2 separate regions of the Mus musculus genome follow, and region 1 is linked to region 2. The links are chromatin loops, found by intact Hi-C in ENCODE. Cell type or tissue: gastrocnemius. All regions are shown on one strand.

Evidence for each region. Hi-C counts contacts between places; a loop is a spot of excess contacts. Peaks named below come from ENCODE experiments on the same cell type or tissue, not always from the same donor. Only the 100,000 strongest peaks of a DNase experiment are listed, where the experiment ranks them.
Region 1: it touches region 2 in a loop (2.1-fold over the local background); 4 of 42 quality-filtered maps call a loop at or near these places.

Annotation. Positions count from the first base shown.
Region 1 is chr4:140,588,679-140,596,678 of GRCm38, forward strand. Arhgef10l (Rho guanine nucleotide exchange factor (GEF) 10-like) reads right to left here. Exons shown (of 29, transcript NM_001290803.1): 5 at 5,468-5,559; 6 at 4,415-4,498; 7 at 3,140-3,309. Among named protein-coding and RNA genes, the nearest start is that of Gm42335, 12 kb to the right of the region's middle. In gastrocnemius, a CTCF peak has its summit at 3,752 (motif pointing right); DNase peaks (open chromatin) are centred at 3,759, 5,346 and 5,579; H3K27ac peaks cover 696 bases.
Region 2 is chr4:140,741,254-140,749,253 of GRCm38, forward strand. Padi6 (peptidyl arginine deiminase, type VI) reads right to left here and starts at 1,390. Exons shown (of 16, transcript NM_153106.2): 1 at 1,236-1,390; 2 at 505-682. The coding sequence starts at 1,327. Padi4 (peptidyl arginine deiminase, type IV) reads right to left here. Exons shown (of 16, transcript NM_011061.2): 14 at 7,205-7,272; 15 at 6,833-6,973; 16 at 4,255-5,104. The coding sequence ends at 4,871. In gastrocnemius, a CTCF peak has its summit at 3,614; DNase peaks (open chromatin) are centred at 3,608 and 7,507.

The DNA of each region.
Region 1 (8,000 bases), 150 kb before region 2:
CAGGGTCACAGGCTGAGCTGAACAGAATGGGACCTGAAGTCATCGTGGGTGTTTCAGTAATGAGCCCACCCTTCCCAGACTGCCCTGGGTGGGTCACAACAATTGCTTATAAAGAGGTCACAGGCAGAGAGAAAGGGGGTCTCACACCCAGCCAACATCTGTTGACCATGGTGGCCAATAAAACAGACACTTGGGGACCAACAAAGCTCAAGGCAGATGCTCACATCTGAGACAGTAACTTCTAAGGTCCCTTTAGAGACCCTTCGATCAATTTTTGGGAGCTACAGTTGATCGGCCCGGGCATTTTGAGGTAGGGACTCCACTAGCTAGCTTGGAGCTGGGGTTCTAGTCAGAATCCACGAACAGCATACAATGCTTCCTCAGATGCCTGCCACCCAAAGCCTTGCAGCACACACGGCACACGCAGCACACAGATGCAAGCAACAGTGGCCCCGAATCACACAGTGGCTGCAATGCCAGGCAGAGAGCGGGGACCCCAGCAGCTCTGGAGAGGAAAGTCTTACAGGCAGTGCTTAGCAGCATCCCTCGGCAGAGAGGGCAGAGAGGAAAAGCCACACCCGCCTTCCCATCTGCCTGAGAACCAGCCATTAGAGCCATTAGGGAGCACACCGGCCTTAGCAGATGCATAGAGAAAAGACCCTCCTGTTAAAACCCCCTAGACCTGAATTGGGGGACGAAGAGTGCAAAACCCCATCCAACCCTAGCCCAAAGTCCCTTAAGAGGCACAAGTTCCCAATAAGCCAGAGATCTAGCACTCCTTAGGGCTCTGTGGGCCACTTGTAGCCCCTGATGTCAGAGAGTTAAAAGGCAAACTCTGATTTGAGAGTCCCTGGGAGGAAAGTCCCTGGTATCTGTGATGTCAACCAGCTCTCAAAGACTAAAGCTGCTGTTGGGTGGCACAAGTCTGCCATCTCCACCTCCTGCAGGTCCCTCTCAGGTCCCCAGCAAGAAGGTGGGAGGGAGCTAGGCATAGTGGTGCCCACACCTTTAATTCCTGCACTAGGAACTTTGTGTTCAAGGCCAGGCTAGTCTACATAGAGAAATCTTGTCTCAAAAAAACAAAGAAGAGGAAAGGGGGCAGGGGAGGAGGGGGGACGGCCCTGGGTGATGAGGAAGGACCATAACATGCCTAAGGCATCGATTCTCCATGTCACCATCTGGAGCAGCAGAGTCTGACACACCCTAATCTCCATGGAGAAGTGACTTAGGGCGTTGGGGAGTCTGTGGTGTATCACCTCCTCTCTAAGGGGGCATAGAATACCCCCTCCGAAGACAGGAAACCGTCACAGGCCTGCATGGGCTGTCTCTCCAGCCTGCAGGCACCAGGAAATCTTCTTAGGCTTCAAGAATCCTGCCCCAACTCTGACCTGGCTTTGTAAGTCCTCAGGTTTGTCCCATTGGTCCCCAACAGGTACCAGGCACTCATAGAAACAAAAAAGGTTTCTCTTTCTCTCTCCCTCCCCCTCTCCCTCTCTTTCTCTTTACAAAGATAGGGTCTCGTGGAGCCCATGCTGACCTCAGGCTTCTAAGCAGCAGATAGCAGTCTTGAACTTCTGACCCTCTTGCCTTCACCAGCCCAGCGCTGGCATTAGAGCTGCGCACCGCCAGACTTGGTTTACGAGGTGCTAAGGATCAGAGCCTCACGCACTCTGGGTAAGCACTCTACCAACTGAGCCACATCCGGAGTCCTTCTCATCAATCTTAAACTGTATCATACCCAGTATCTCCTCCTAGACCATAAAGGTTCACCTGGGTCAGGTCTTCCTGGTCTCTTAGTATCCTTCCTATGACCTATGACAACGCTCAACAGGGTCTGAAGAAGTCTGCTTTATAGGGCTGGAGAGATGGCTCAGTGGTTAAGAGCACTGACTACTCTTCCAGAGGTCCTGAGTTCAATTCCCAGCAACCACATGGTGGCTCACAACCATCTGTAATGGGATCTGACGCCCTCTTCTGGTGTGTGTCTTAAGACTGCTGCAGTGTACTTATTTATAATAATAAATAAATCTTTGGGCCGGAGTGAGCAGAGACTGAGCAAGCGGGCTTAACCGGACCAACGGGAGCGAACAGAGATCCTAAATTCAATTTCCAACAGCCACATGAAGGCTCACAACCATCTCAATGTACTTGTATACATAAAATAAATCTTTAAAAAGAGAGAGATTGACATTTAAAGGGTGATTAAACTATTTTTTAAAAAAAGAATTCTGCATTATGGTTGGCGAGCATTAAGGTCCTTCCTGTGACCTATCCTGAGAAGTCCTGGGTCCAGGCAGTTGGGCTTGGTCACCACAAAGCTGAGTGAAGGCTTTCTGAACTATACTAGCTAGCACACCTCTCCCAGGGGGCTCCTGAGACCTAGGAACAGGCAGGAATACTGTAAGCCTTACCAGGTAGTCCATGGGTGCAGCTGGAGCTAGTCACTAACCCCAGCCAGCTTGTGCCCCACCCCACCCCCATATCTAAAGGGAGCCAGCCGGTCACCTCTGGTCAAGCAGGACCCTTCAGCTTTGCCTACAGAATCTCAGACTCCGCATGGAACGCGAGAGGAGCAGGGACGGAGCAGGAGAAGGAGAACCAGATCTCCAGCCCAGAGGCTCCTCGTGTAACACACGGGAGAAAGGAGGCTGCGTGAGGTAGAGACAGCTGGAAAGCACACGCCTGGCCAGAGCAGCTCTGATGCGGCCATCGCTCACACACCACCATCACCTGTCCACTCCCAGGGCAAATGGCACTGTGTGGGTCTAAGGATGTACCTGGCAGGGCAGGAGAGCTATGTTGAATGAGCCCAGGATCCACTGTACCCATTTAGCTGGGTTAAGAAGAAATCTAAAAACCGGCCTGAGCCCATGAACATCATGAGCACTTGACCTAGTCTGTACAGAAATGCAGGGGGCAGGGGGAGCGCCTGTCTCCAGTCCAGGTCCTCTGTGGCCAAACAGCGGATCCCAGGTCACTTCCTAGCTCAGGATAACCCAATGATCTTACTGATCATGCATTCGCTCGCTATTACTGGAAATGGATGGTCCCCAGACAGGGGTCTAGTGCCTGGTCCTCACCACCCACATCCCTTCCTGAAAGAGTCCAGACTTTGAGAAACGTCCCCCAAGCTCCTCACCTTGGGCTGGAAGGACCCTCGGTGCTTAGTGGGCTCGGCCTCCGGTTTGGTCTCCTCCCCAGAGTCCTCGCTGTAGCTCTCAAACTCACTAGAGCTCCAGCCTAGGTCCTCGGTCTCACGCGGTGCTCCTGCACGATGCACATCCTCGTAAACGAGGCCCCGCTCGGCCCCTGCCAGCCAGCAACAATCTGGTGAGTCCGAGGCCCCAGCCACCCAGATCTGGAACCCCAATAGGTAAGGCATAGGAAAGGGAGGGAAGACGGAGCAAGTGTGCTGGTCTGGCCCCAGACTCAGTTCCTCTTCCTCAGAGACTATGCCAGCATGTCCCTCACCTCTCTATAGGAGAAGGGCCTGAAAAACCAGGAACACAAGAGAAATACGCTCGACATGGAGGACTCCTTAATTCCCTCTTAACACATCCCTCTGAGAACAAGATCACTCTCAGCCTCTTTGGCATTTTTTACGAAAGAAGAGAGGAACCATCAGAATCAAATCCAACTGGAGCCCTGAAAGATTTCTAATGCATCAATGGGAAGACACAGGAAGGGGCGGGACTTCCTCAACCATCCCATGTGGTCCATGCGGTCCCTCTGGGTCTGCAAGCGTCCAGGAGGGGGCGCACCCGGCCTAGAATCCAGGAGGAACTCTCCTCGATTTCAAAGACAGCAGAAAATGCTTTTGAATGGAGGAATGGGGACAATGACTTGAGTGTCCTCTCTCTAGAGGAGCAGAACCCAACTGGGCACGTGGGGGGAAGGGGGGTATGCCTCAGGAACTGTCAGGCTTGCTTTTTGAATGTAGCGCTCTCCTGAGGACCTGAGGCTTGCCAATTTGACCAGGCGGGCTAGCCTGAGGTATCTCTTATGTGGGCTCTGGGGATCAAACTTAAAGCCTCCTGCTTGGTAGCAAGCACTTTGCCTCCCGTCATGGGGAGGTTATTTTTATGCCAAGATCTAATGTCTCTAGGGACAGACCAGCAGACCACATTGGATGTGACCTTGAAGGAGGGGCTGGCTGTGCTGTTTCTACATTGGATATGCCGGCAGCTGTTGCCCATGGAAATGACTTCAGATACTGAGGATGCCCAGAGGAAGATGCACTGTGCCACCTGAGGACGGCAAAGACCAGGGCAGGGTCATCAGCTGCTTGTATATCTGCAGTTTGTGAAAGCTGGGGACAGAAGGAGAGGAAGAGGACCCCACCACCACCACCTAAGCATGGCTCTCCCTTCCCAACCTAGAGAAAGGCCAGGAAAAGAGCCACAAGAGGCCATACCGGGCTGATGGGCGTCTGGGCTCTCACAGGGGACGTCGTCATAAATCACATCTTCCTCCAGGGCAGGGAAAGTGAAGCGGTCAACTGTAACGGAGGGGAGAAAGGTCACCCACAGGGGTATACGGTGGCCGCCATGGAGGACCGACCAGCTGGCAGCCATCCGGGTGTCCTGACTTTCATCATTGCGGATACAATTCACAGCTTTCCTCTAGCCCACTCCCCCCTTCTCAGTGCCCGCCACAGACCCCACCTTGCCTCTCTCCCTGCTACATAGACCTTTATCTTGACCACAGCACCTGCAGAGAATCCATACACTGATGCTAGCCCCAGGACGGGCAGAGTGGGGGTTGGGAAATCTAGCCTGACCTGAGCCCTGGACCTCCTAGAAAGACTCTAACCTCTAAGGGATGTCTTCCTGAGTCCTGCAGCATCCAGAGCCTGGCCAGCCTTTGTCTCTCATACCCTCTTCCTCCTCCCATGCATCCCACGCTCCAGTGGGTTGAGACTGACCCTCCTCTGGAACACCACGACTCTGACTCCTCCCCTCCTGGATGGTGGTGACAGTCCTCAATGGCCCCTCCCTTTCTCTTCTGTCTTCCTCTCACCCACCCCCTGAAGAGATGAGCCCCAAATGCCACATCAAGTCCTTTGGCAGAGGTCCTCGGGGGAGCTGGAGAGATGGCAGCCTGCTTCACCCCTAAATGCACCATTCTAACTTGAGGCACTTGGAGCATCCCCTGGAGCCAGGCATCCCCTGGACACTGGCTCTTCCAGAAGCTGCTGTTCTGTAAGGGGCTTCTCCTCCCAGAGCGCCTGTCCCAGTCACCAGGGAGCTCACTCTGACCAACCTCTTGGCAGAGCCTCTGAGAGCAGATGGACAGCTGGATTAACGATCTAGGGCTCTGGAGAACAGTGAGCGGGTACTCCATCACAGACAGCCACCAAGTCTGTGGCAACCCTCCCTTGGGCTCTCAAGCATGAGTGCCAGCTCTTAGCCTGGAGACTAAGAGACCATCTTGGTTCTCCTTGCTGGGAGTGGAGGGGGCAACTTACTTCGACGTGAGCTCTTCCGCTTCCAGCTGGAGCGCCGGACCCCAGAGATCGCTGCGCCCACCGCATCCCCATTGCTGACCACAGTGGGTGCCCTGCAGAGAGATGGCTCAGTGAAAACTTCAGCCTCCTTACCAGACTGGAAGGATGTGGAGGGTGGCCAAATGGTTCGGGCCTCAGGTCAACTAAGTTGGCTAGCCTTCAAGAAAGAAGTAAGCCTCGGCTCTGATTCAGGACTGGTTGTTACAAATTGCAATGTTTCTACTGCGCATTTTCCTTGATCTTACAGAAATACTTTGTTTTGGGCTGGAGAGATGGCTCAGAGGTTAAGAGCACTGACTGTTCTTCCAGAGGTCCTGAGTTCAATTCCCAGCAACCACAGGGTGGCTCACAACCATCTGTAATGAGATCTGACACCCTTTTCTGGTGTGTCTGAAGACAGCTACTGTGTACTTACATATAATAAAGAAATAAATCTTAGAAAAAAAAGAAAGAAAGACTCTGTTTCATTATAGAAAGCAGATTTACTCCAATCCTCATTCCATAGCCTGTAAGTCCCAAACTATTCTGTCTTTAAGATTGGATTATATATTTGAATGTATGATTTTAAAAATCGTTGAGTTGAATTTCATTTAAATAAAATCATGAGATGAATTCTGACCTGGGGTAATCTTTTCACAGTCCCTGAAAGGCTTTAAATGTCCTTCTGCTGTTTTGTACTAGATATCTTTGTGAGACAGAGGAGCGTTCTCAGCACTAATGAATATAAAATCAAAACGGCTGACCTGGGACTCAAACTCGGGCCTGTGTGCTGCTACATCCAACATTTAACAGAGATTTAAACCTTTATGGACAGTTAAACAAGCACGCCCACCTCATCAGTATGCAAATTTGTTTTTGTCTTTACAAAAAGTGTTTTAAAATAAATGTCTTAAGGATCTATCGTTACTTAAATTCGTGGTTTGTATACCTATTTTATATATCCATGTATCTGAGGTTGGATATAAGTTTCTTAGATTAAAAAGAGGTCACAGTTTGGGAAAAGTTTAAGGAGTTTTATCCCAGTCTCTGGGCTGGGAACAGACTCCCTCAGTTACTGAGATCACTGGGCTAACTGGAGGACAGCGGGACACCAGCCTGTCTGCTGTGAGGACAGTGTTCTCCCACTATTCAGAAGCAGAGGTGGGAGGCAGGCGAGATGGCTCAGTAGGTAAAGACACTTGCTGCCAAGTCTAAGGGCCTGAGTTTGATTCCCAGGACCCACGGAGTGGAAGGTGTTGGCTTACAGACAATTCTCTAGACTCCTCCCAACAGTGACCTAGCAACAGTTACATCATCTCATCATCACCTGCCACCATTACTCCCTGCACCGTTGCTCGCTACCCCCTCCCTCCTTCTCTCTCTCTCTCTCTCTCTCTCTCTCTCTCTCCCTCTCTCTCTCTCTCTCTCTCTCTCTCCTTTCTCTGCCTCTTCCCCCTTTCCACACTACTGCTCCCCTCCCTTCCTCCACAATAAACTTTCCTTATGTCAGGTCTGTTGCATGGTGTGCTTTCTCAGGGGGACACCTGGGCATGGACCCACCAGGTACCTCCTTACCTGCCGCTGCCGCCGCATTATGTTTCATAACAGAAGGAAAGATCCAACCTTATGTTATCCTTCAGACACACACACATGCACACATACACACACACATACACACCAAACTCACACACACACACACATGCACATGTATACACACACACAAAATAAATAAATAAATAAATAAATAAATAAATAAATAAATAAATAAATAAATAACATTTTAAGAACATTTTATTTTGTTTTTGTTTTGTTTTGTAGGCTTTCTCTGTGTAGCCCTGGCTGTCCTGGAACTCACTCTGTAGACCAGGCTGGCCTCAAACTCAGAAATCTGCCTGCCTCTGCCTCCCAAGTGCTGGGATGAAAGGTGTGTGCCACCACCGCCCGGCTTTAAGAACATTTTTAAAGCTGAGGCTTGCATTTAAATCTTCACACACACCTCGGGCCCACAGGGCCTACCCTACCCAACTTGCTGTGGTGGTTTGAATGAGAATGGCCTTAAAAGATAGGTTCATGTGTTTGCATGCTTAGTCCCCAACTAATGAGTGTCAGGAAAGAGTTAGGAAGTTTGACCTTGTTGAAAAAGGTATGTCACTGGAGACAGGCTTTGAGGGTTCAGAAGACCATGCCAGGCCCAGTTTCTTTATCTGCTGCTGCCTATGAATCAGGATCTGGTTCTCAGCTGCTGCTCCAGCACCTGCCTGCCATGAGGATAAGAGCCTGACCCTCTGAGACTGAAAGCGAGGCCCCAGTCAGCAAGGCCCCCAGTCAAACGCTTTCTTACGTAAGACTCGCCTCGTTTATGGTGTCTCTTCACAACAACAGAATAGTGACTAAGACAGAAGTTGTGAACAGGACCGGGAGCGTTGCTGTGACAGGCCTGACCATGCCACTGCTTGGTGGTAGAATGTGGACTTTGGGACTTTGGACTGGAAATGCAGTTGAACGTTTTAAGTGG
Region 2 (8,000 bases):
GGGTAGGAGGATCGTGGGAGTTCGAGGCCAGCCTGGTTTACAAAGGGAGTTCTAGGATGGCCAGGGCTACACAGAGAAACCCCGTCTCAAAACCCAACAAAAGCAGTTGTCGCTCACTAAAGTCGTTTGCCCTGGCTTGGAGCTGGCTCTGTAGCTCAGGTTAGGACCTCCAACTGCTGACCCTCCTCCTGGTTAATTGGGCTTAATAGGTATGCACTGCTCAGCTCAGGGTACAACACTGGTTCTGGCCCGACTCAAGGTACAGTGCTTACCCAAGTGAGCCACTCGCTGAAGGAAACTGCCTTCCGCCGACACATAGATGGGCAGGTTCCGCCCACTCACCATCCCTTAACTGCCTCTCTCTCCCTGCCCACAGACAGCTGCAGCTGGGTCTGCCTTGGGTAGGCAGGCCTGTTGCCAATGGCCTTCAGCTAGGCTTGCCAGCTTCCACATTGAGATCACCTGGGTAGGTTAAAGGTTACCCCTCTCCCCTCCATGGCTCACCTTGTCTTCATCCACAGTGGGGCTGGGCGCCACCATCCTCACCAATGCCACTGTGGGATGGTTCATTGACCTCCAGACCACAGTGTCCTCTTTGCCAGCGATGACGGAGCTAGAGATGTGGATCAAGATCCTGGGGGAACCACGGATGGTGAAAGACTTGCACTTGTCTGGTGCACACCTGGTTTGAAGGAGACAATACAGGTTAGAAGACTCACCAACCGATGAGGCGACAGGGTTCCAGGACAGCCCCCGATCTGGAGTCTGCATCCATCTTACGGAATTGAGGAGAGTTGTCAGTGAAGCTTGTGGGGGGGGGGGCGGGCGCTAACGTCTTCAGCCTCTCTTACCATCTCGACCCCCAGGACCTCCACGCCTTTGATGGATGTCCCACCCCAACCTCCCGCTCCCCCAAAGCCTCCTTGTGAGGATCACATCTTCATTTTACATACAAGCCTCAGCTTCACAGTCATGGAGTGAGCAGATGCCAGAACCGTAAGACACAACCCCCGCCTACTCAAGGACACCTTCGAAGCTAACAGGGATCTTGCAAGAGGCAGAGAAAGCTGTAAGTCAGTATCCCGAGCTGGGATGGGAGGGCTCTCAGAGACCAAGCCAGATTTCCTTGGGGTCGGTCAGTTCAGCTGAGAGCGCTAACCTCGGACTTCTGGGCACAGGGACTCTGCCCAGACCCTCCCTTCTCATTACCCCTACAGACACCCGCTAAGCCTTACTTGCTGATGTCCAAGGTGATTTCCATGCCTACCATGCAGAGGGCATGGGTGGGATTGACCAGAGACAGGCTGAGTGAGTTCTGAAAAGACATGGCTGGGCTTACCAAGCTAGCCACTGTCAGCAGTCCTTACCCACCAGAGTAATTGCCTAGGACGGTGGGGCTTCCTGGCCTTCCTCTTTAGTAGAGGTAAGGACCACCCCAGCCCGCCCCCTTGTTAAGGGTTCACAGGTGAGCCTGGAGGAGGAGGAAGAGGAGAAGGAGGTAGGGGGAAGGGTGAAGGGAGAGATCCTTCTACTCAGCATCAAAGTTTTAGCAGCTGCTGCCTGTAGACCCTGCAGCCCTAGGAAATTGGAGTCTAACAGCTTGGGGCTCTGCCCTTCCCACTGGTCTGGGTGCTACATCTCAAGATTATGGGGGAGTCTTGGTTCTAGGACAGTAGCTCTCAACCTGTTTTGGCCTCAAGGCTGGGATGGTGGTGGTGTCACACATCAGATATCCTGCATATTATGATTCATAACAGTAGCAAAATCACAGTTATGAGGTAGCAACGAAATAAGCTTATGGTTGGGGGTCACCACCTGTATTAAAGGGTTGCAGCACTAAGAAGGTTGAGGACCACTGTTCTAGGATGTGTGCTTCTTGGCAGCTAGTGGGGGTACTTGGTAAAGTGCTATGCTCACAGAAGTGTCAGGAAGCTATAGCTAGCTCTGCAAATCCCTGATCCTGGCAGGCAATCTGCATCCTTTTCCCGGGTGATAACGATGATAAGCCAGTCAGTCACAGCTGTGTCTCTTGTTAGCATCAGGGCGGGTAGGGTGGGGGATGGGCAGCAGGAGCTGGTGCATGGGCTAGACCTGTGCAGCCTGGCTTACAGCTGTTATCCCTTTAGGCTGACCTCTGACCTTCACATGTGCACTGTGGTGTGAGAACACACACACACACACACACGAAGCAGAAAGGAAATTGTATATCTACTGTGCAGTTCAAAACTGCTAAAATGGGGGGGGTCAGCATTCTCGTGCCCTGTGGAGTCGCTGAGATGACACATACATCTTTGAGGTTCATGGTCTCTTCAGTATTGGCATTCCTAGATCAGACTACAAAGCCACACATGGTAGTCCCTGCCTGTCACCTGTTCAGCACCCACACTGAGGCAGGAGGATTTCTGTGAGTTTGAGACCAGCCTGGGTTTCAGAATGATGCTCTGTTTCAAAAAGCCGCCAAATTCTGTATTGCATTCCATAGTATATGTATGTGTTGTCAGGGGGGAAAAAAAGATCCAGCTGAGGTAGGCTAGCCTGTGATTACCGAGTGACTTCAAGTCTAGATTGGTCAATTTAACAAGACTGTGCCAATGTTCTGAAAAGGGGATAGGTGGGAGCATAGCTCCTTGGTAGAGAACTATCTGCCTCCACGTCCCTGTTATTTGCTCATTAAGAGCCGAGCATGGTGGCTCACGTCTGCAATCCCAGAACTGGGTAGATGGAGGCAGGAGGAACAAGAATAGGGAGCCAGCCTAGGTTAATTAAGGAGATTCTGTATGGAAACTTCATATTTCCCAGAAGACCTTGGTGCAGGGCACAGCCTAGAGAGAGCAGCCTCCATTACTCTCTTTCTCCATTCTACTGGCCTCTCAGAGAAGGAGCTAGCTCCCAGCCGCCTCAGAGGTGCATACCTGCATCCACGCACCCAGGAGGCTCAAGCGGGAAGATGGTTACAAGTCTGAGGGCAGCCTTGGCTAAAAAAGGAGTTTCAGACAGACTAGGGCTTCTAGGAAGACCCTGTCTCAATCAATCAATCAATCAATCAATCAATCAATCAATCAATCAATCCGAAGCTGGAAGAGGCAGAGAGGAGCTCTCTTGGGGGACCTGGAGAGGGAAGGGAACAGCCACCCAGCTACTCAGCTTCCCGCCAAGTAAAATTGCTTTGGTCCCAGTATGAGAAACTGGGTCCCTTCCTGGGGTTTAGGAACACCTGGTCTGTGGAACACCTGGTCTGTGGCATTTACCACGTCTGTCTCAGAGCACTCTTAGGCAGTCTCTGAGGGAGGGGGATGAAGGGAATTTTTGGCTTGATGAGGTTAAAGAAAAGTCAGGACTGGCCAGGTAGCTCAGTGGGTTAAAGACGTTCACCACTGAGCCCGATGTGCAGAGCACGCATGGTGGAAGGAGGAAAGTGAGTCTCACAAGCTGTCCTCTGATCTCCACATGTGCACTGTGGTCTCTCTCTCTCTCTCTCTCTCTCTCTCTCTCTCTCTCTCTCTCTCTCTCTCTCTCTCTCTCTCACAGTAGGGCATGGTGGCCACACTTCTAGTCCCAGTACTTGGGAGGCAAAGGCAAGTAGCATGTGTGACACACCAGCGCCACCCAGTGCATGCCTGTGGCAGTCAAAGGACAGCTTTGTAGAGGCAGGTCTCTCTCCCCACCTTTACTCAGGTCCTGGGGACCAGCCTTGGCTCACCATTGGTTTCATGGCAAGTGCCTTTCCCCACTGAGCCATCTCACTGGCCTGAGGAACGTGTTTCTATTTACTCATTTTAATTAAACGTTAATTAATTGTCTCTGGATCTCACTGTGTAGACCTGTTAGCCTGAACTCAATATATAGACCAGCTTGGTCTTGAATTCACAGAGATCCACCTGCCTCTGTCTCCGGAGGGTGGGAGTTAAGGGTGTGTGTCATCACCTTAGGCTCCAAGGAATTTGTGTGTGTGTGGGGGGGGTTGTTTGTTTGTTTGTTTGTTTGTTTGTTTTTTGAGACAGGGTTTCTCCGTGTAGCCCTGGCTGTCCTGGAACTCACTCTGTAGATTAGGCTGGCCTCGAACTCAGAAATCTGCCTGCCTCTGCCTCCCGAGTTATACCTAAGTACACTGTAGCTGTCTTCAGATGCACCAGAAGAGAGCGTCACAGATAGTTGTGAGCCACCATGTGGTTACTGGGATTTGAACTCAGGAACTTTGGAAGAGCAGTCGGTGCTCTTAACCACTGAGCCATCTCACAAGCCCTTTTTTTTTCTTAAGATTTATTTATTATATGTAAGTACACTGTAGCTGTCTTCAGACACGCCAGAAAAGGGAGTCAGATCTCGTTACAGATGGTTGTGAGCCACCATGTGGTTGCTGGGATTTGAACTCATGACCTGCAGTCAATGCTCTTACCCGCTGAGCCATCTTGCCAGCCGTGGTTTGTTTTTTTTTTTTAATTTTTATTAAATATATATAAAGAGAGAGACACATACGGCAGAGTAAATAAGTCAAAAGAGCTGCCAGCCATAGTTGAAGCTTTTTCACCTCATTGGTGCTTTGAAATTGATTCCAATGTGCTTTGCGGAGGGTGGGGCTGGGGGTGTGGAACTCCGTGGTAAACTAAAGATACAAAACTACATCTTTATTGCAGCATCTCTAAGCAGAGCTGAGCTTGCTATGCAAGGACCATTTGAGGACACACAGAGATGGGACAGGAGCCAGATGTGGGTGAAGCAAACATGTCACAGCAGGGACAGTGGCCACCTCTGTGGAAGCCCAACCATCCCCAGATCTCTTGCTGCACCTCGCTGCGGGGTGGGGGTGGGGGTGGGGAGCAGCCACCTCTGGCCAGGACAGTCCTCGAGGGAGGCTGCCTGGGGTAGTGACTCAGGGCACCATGTGCCACCACTTGAAGGTGAAGGGCTTCCTGCGCACATTGGTGCCACAGTGAACCTCCCCGTTGTACACGTGGTAGGTGTAGAAGTCGTTGATGAAGGTGCAGTGCAGACCCAGCGGCTCCAGGTGGGAACGCACCTCCTCCTCCAGGCAGCAGTGGCCATCGATGATGGGCCCAAAGGGCTTGGGGATGCCCAGGTACTTGCCCAGGACCAGCATGTTCACCTGCGGGAGGGTGGGGCCAGATCAGAGGCAACAGCTGTAGGGTAGGTAGGGCCTACAGGTCTCTGGACTAAGACTGGTTCTTTTTCCCTTTTGCATCTCTCTTTCCCCCTCCCTCCCTCTCTCTCCTGCCCTTCCTCCCCTTTTTCTCTCTTCCCTTCATTCCTTTTCCCCTCACTCCTTCTCCCCCTCCCCTCCTTCTCTTTCTCCCCTTCCCTTCCCCTCCTTTCCCCTTCCCTTTCCCCCTCCCTTTCCCCCTCCCTCTCCTCCTATTCCCTCTCCCCTCCCCTCCCCCTCCCTCCTCCTGCCCCTCTCCTCACTCCTTCTCCCCCTCCTCTCCTCCTCCCCACAGTGTTTTTGTGTGTGCCTTGCGGGGTGGGTGCACCCAGAGCCTCTTGTGTGCTCTTCAGTGTATTCCTTTGAGGCCAGGTCTCTCTCCCTGGACTTGCCTGCAAGCCTCTGTCTCTGTGTCCCTCAGAGCAGGGATTTACAGGCATGTGGGTGGCACATGTGGGTGACACCCAGCTTGTTACTGTGGTGCTGGAATCTGAACTCTGGCCGTCAGAGTTCCATAGCAAGTGCTCTTAGCCACTAAGCCACCCGGCTGTACCCCACCCTCGAGTTTTCCGTTTATTTTTGTCTGCGTCTGCCAGGTGCGTGCAGGTGTCTCAAGGAATCCAGGAGACACCTAGATCCTCTAGGCTGAGGTTGTGGGCGGTTGGAGGGCCATTCAATGTGAGTGCTAGGAATCGAACTGGGGTCCTTGAGAGGAGCATCAAGGACTCTGACTGCTTAGCCATCCCTCCAGCCCGCACAGCTCTTTTTGGTGACTTGGTCTCTTGTAGCCAAGGCTGACTCTGAACCCCAGACTCTTCTGCCTTCACCTCTCATGTGGTGGACACACTGTACACTGCGTGTGTGCCTCTAACAAGTGTCCTGTGGGTAAAGGGCCACGAGCTGTTTGAGCTCACTTAGAACGCATCACAGTGAACTGTGATCCCTGGGCCTCGGGCACTATGTTCAGGGAGAGAGGGAGACCGGTTTCCCTACTCAATGGAGTCTTCTGTCATAGCTCAATACATGGAGGAGGAGACACCTCAATGGCTAGAGTGGAGCTGCTGCCTTGGAACCCCAGAGCTCCAGGGAGCCCGGTTTGGAAACGACTGTGCCAAGAAACATCACCAGCTCCTTAGATCTAGGTAATTCTCCACCCAGTACTCAGGTGTCCTTTGGAGGAGGCTGGTAAAAAAGGCAGGGGGAGGTAGGAAGACACGTGGCAGTCACAGTTAAGTAACAAAGGTCAAATCTGGCCCTGCTCTGGGTCCTGTTTCACAGGGGCCCCCTTCCTGGCAGCGAATGCCACCGCAGAACACTTTGTCTATGGCCCGTGTCTGCTGGTCCCCTTAACGCAGTATGGGAGACAAGAAGCAGCAGGGTAGAGCTGGTTTTGAAACCAGACCCTGGCTTTGCCATCCCTTGCCTGCTGTGTGTTTTTGTGTTAGACACCTAATTTCTCTGAGCCTGCCTCTGGAAGGCAAAGCCACGAGAGAGGGCACTCCTGACATTGTGTGAGGCTCAGAAGAGGCTCTGGGTGCCGAGAGGGCTATGTGAGCCTCAAAGGGCGCACGGAAGTGCCACCTGGACCTGCCTTATGCCTGGCCAGGCTGTGTCCTGCAGTTTAGGAGGTCATTTGAGTCAGAGGGAGTCAGGCGGTGGCTGTCACCTCCTTACCATGTTTGGGAAGAAGGCCTGGGCCTTAGAGTTCCCTCTGGAGTTCCCCGCGAGCTTGAAGAGCTGCGGAATGTCGATGATGTCACCCTCTGCCAGGCCCAGCTCCCGCTTCAGCACCGCCCGGTTCCAGTCGATACAGCTCTGGTAGGGAGGCCAAGGGGGTGCGTTAGGGGAGGAGACAGTGTGGGATAGCAGCAGGGATCGGTAAGAACTGGGGGTTCAGGATCTCAGGGACCTCACAAGCTCCCCTCCTGTGCTCTGCCTGGGCTTCTGACCCTGGGCTGGTAGCCAGTGCTGTTGTGAGCAGCCCTGAGAGCCCCGCCCTACCCCATGCACCCGCTGCAGCGTCTCCAGGACACCCAGGCTGCGTACCTCCACATAGGCATTCTGGTCTCTTAATTTCTTGTTGGACAGAATTTCATTGATTGTCTGCCTTTTCCCTGTGGTGGAGAAAGAGAGAAAACGATGGACCCCACTCGGGAGGCAGGCTACCCTCCGGTGCCGCCATTCCTTCAATGGGTGGATATATTCTTGCTCCCTGAAAGGCCCCCATCTCCAAAGGGACCCAGTTTGTTTTAGAGAAGTGGTTAGGGAAATGTTGTCTTGAATGATAATTCTTAGCATCTTCCAGCACCGGAATTGGCACAGAGTCAAACCAGTCGGGACGGCTGGGTGACCCCACTGAGCCTCATGTGACAGGGAACGAATGCGGAGGGTGACCTTCAAACAGGACAAAGCCCCAAGTGGCAGAGAAGACAAGCTGCTTCCCGAGACAGGATCCCGGCACAGTCAACCAATTAGGCCAACAAAACCCATTCCAGTGCCAGCCCTTGATCCAGCCACACCAACTGGGGAGGCCTCTGCACCAATCAACAAGACTGCTATGTCAATGTCCCTGGGAGGTGACACTGGACACCTGGATCAGACCCCTGGCTCAGGAGTGGCTTAGAAATGGACAGCTTTCTGGTGGTCTGCACTGTTTCCAATCCCAAGGCATTCGCCCTTGGTCTCAGAGCCTACTTATTAATATTTTTATTTTTTAATATTTTTATTTTATGTGCATTGGTGTTTTGCCTGCATGTGTGTCTGGGTGAGGGTGTCAGATCTTGGAATTACAGATGGTTGTGAGCTGCCATGTGGGCGCTGGGAATTGAACTTGGGTCTTCTG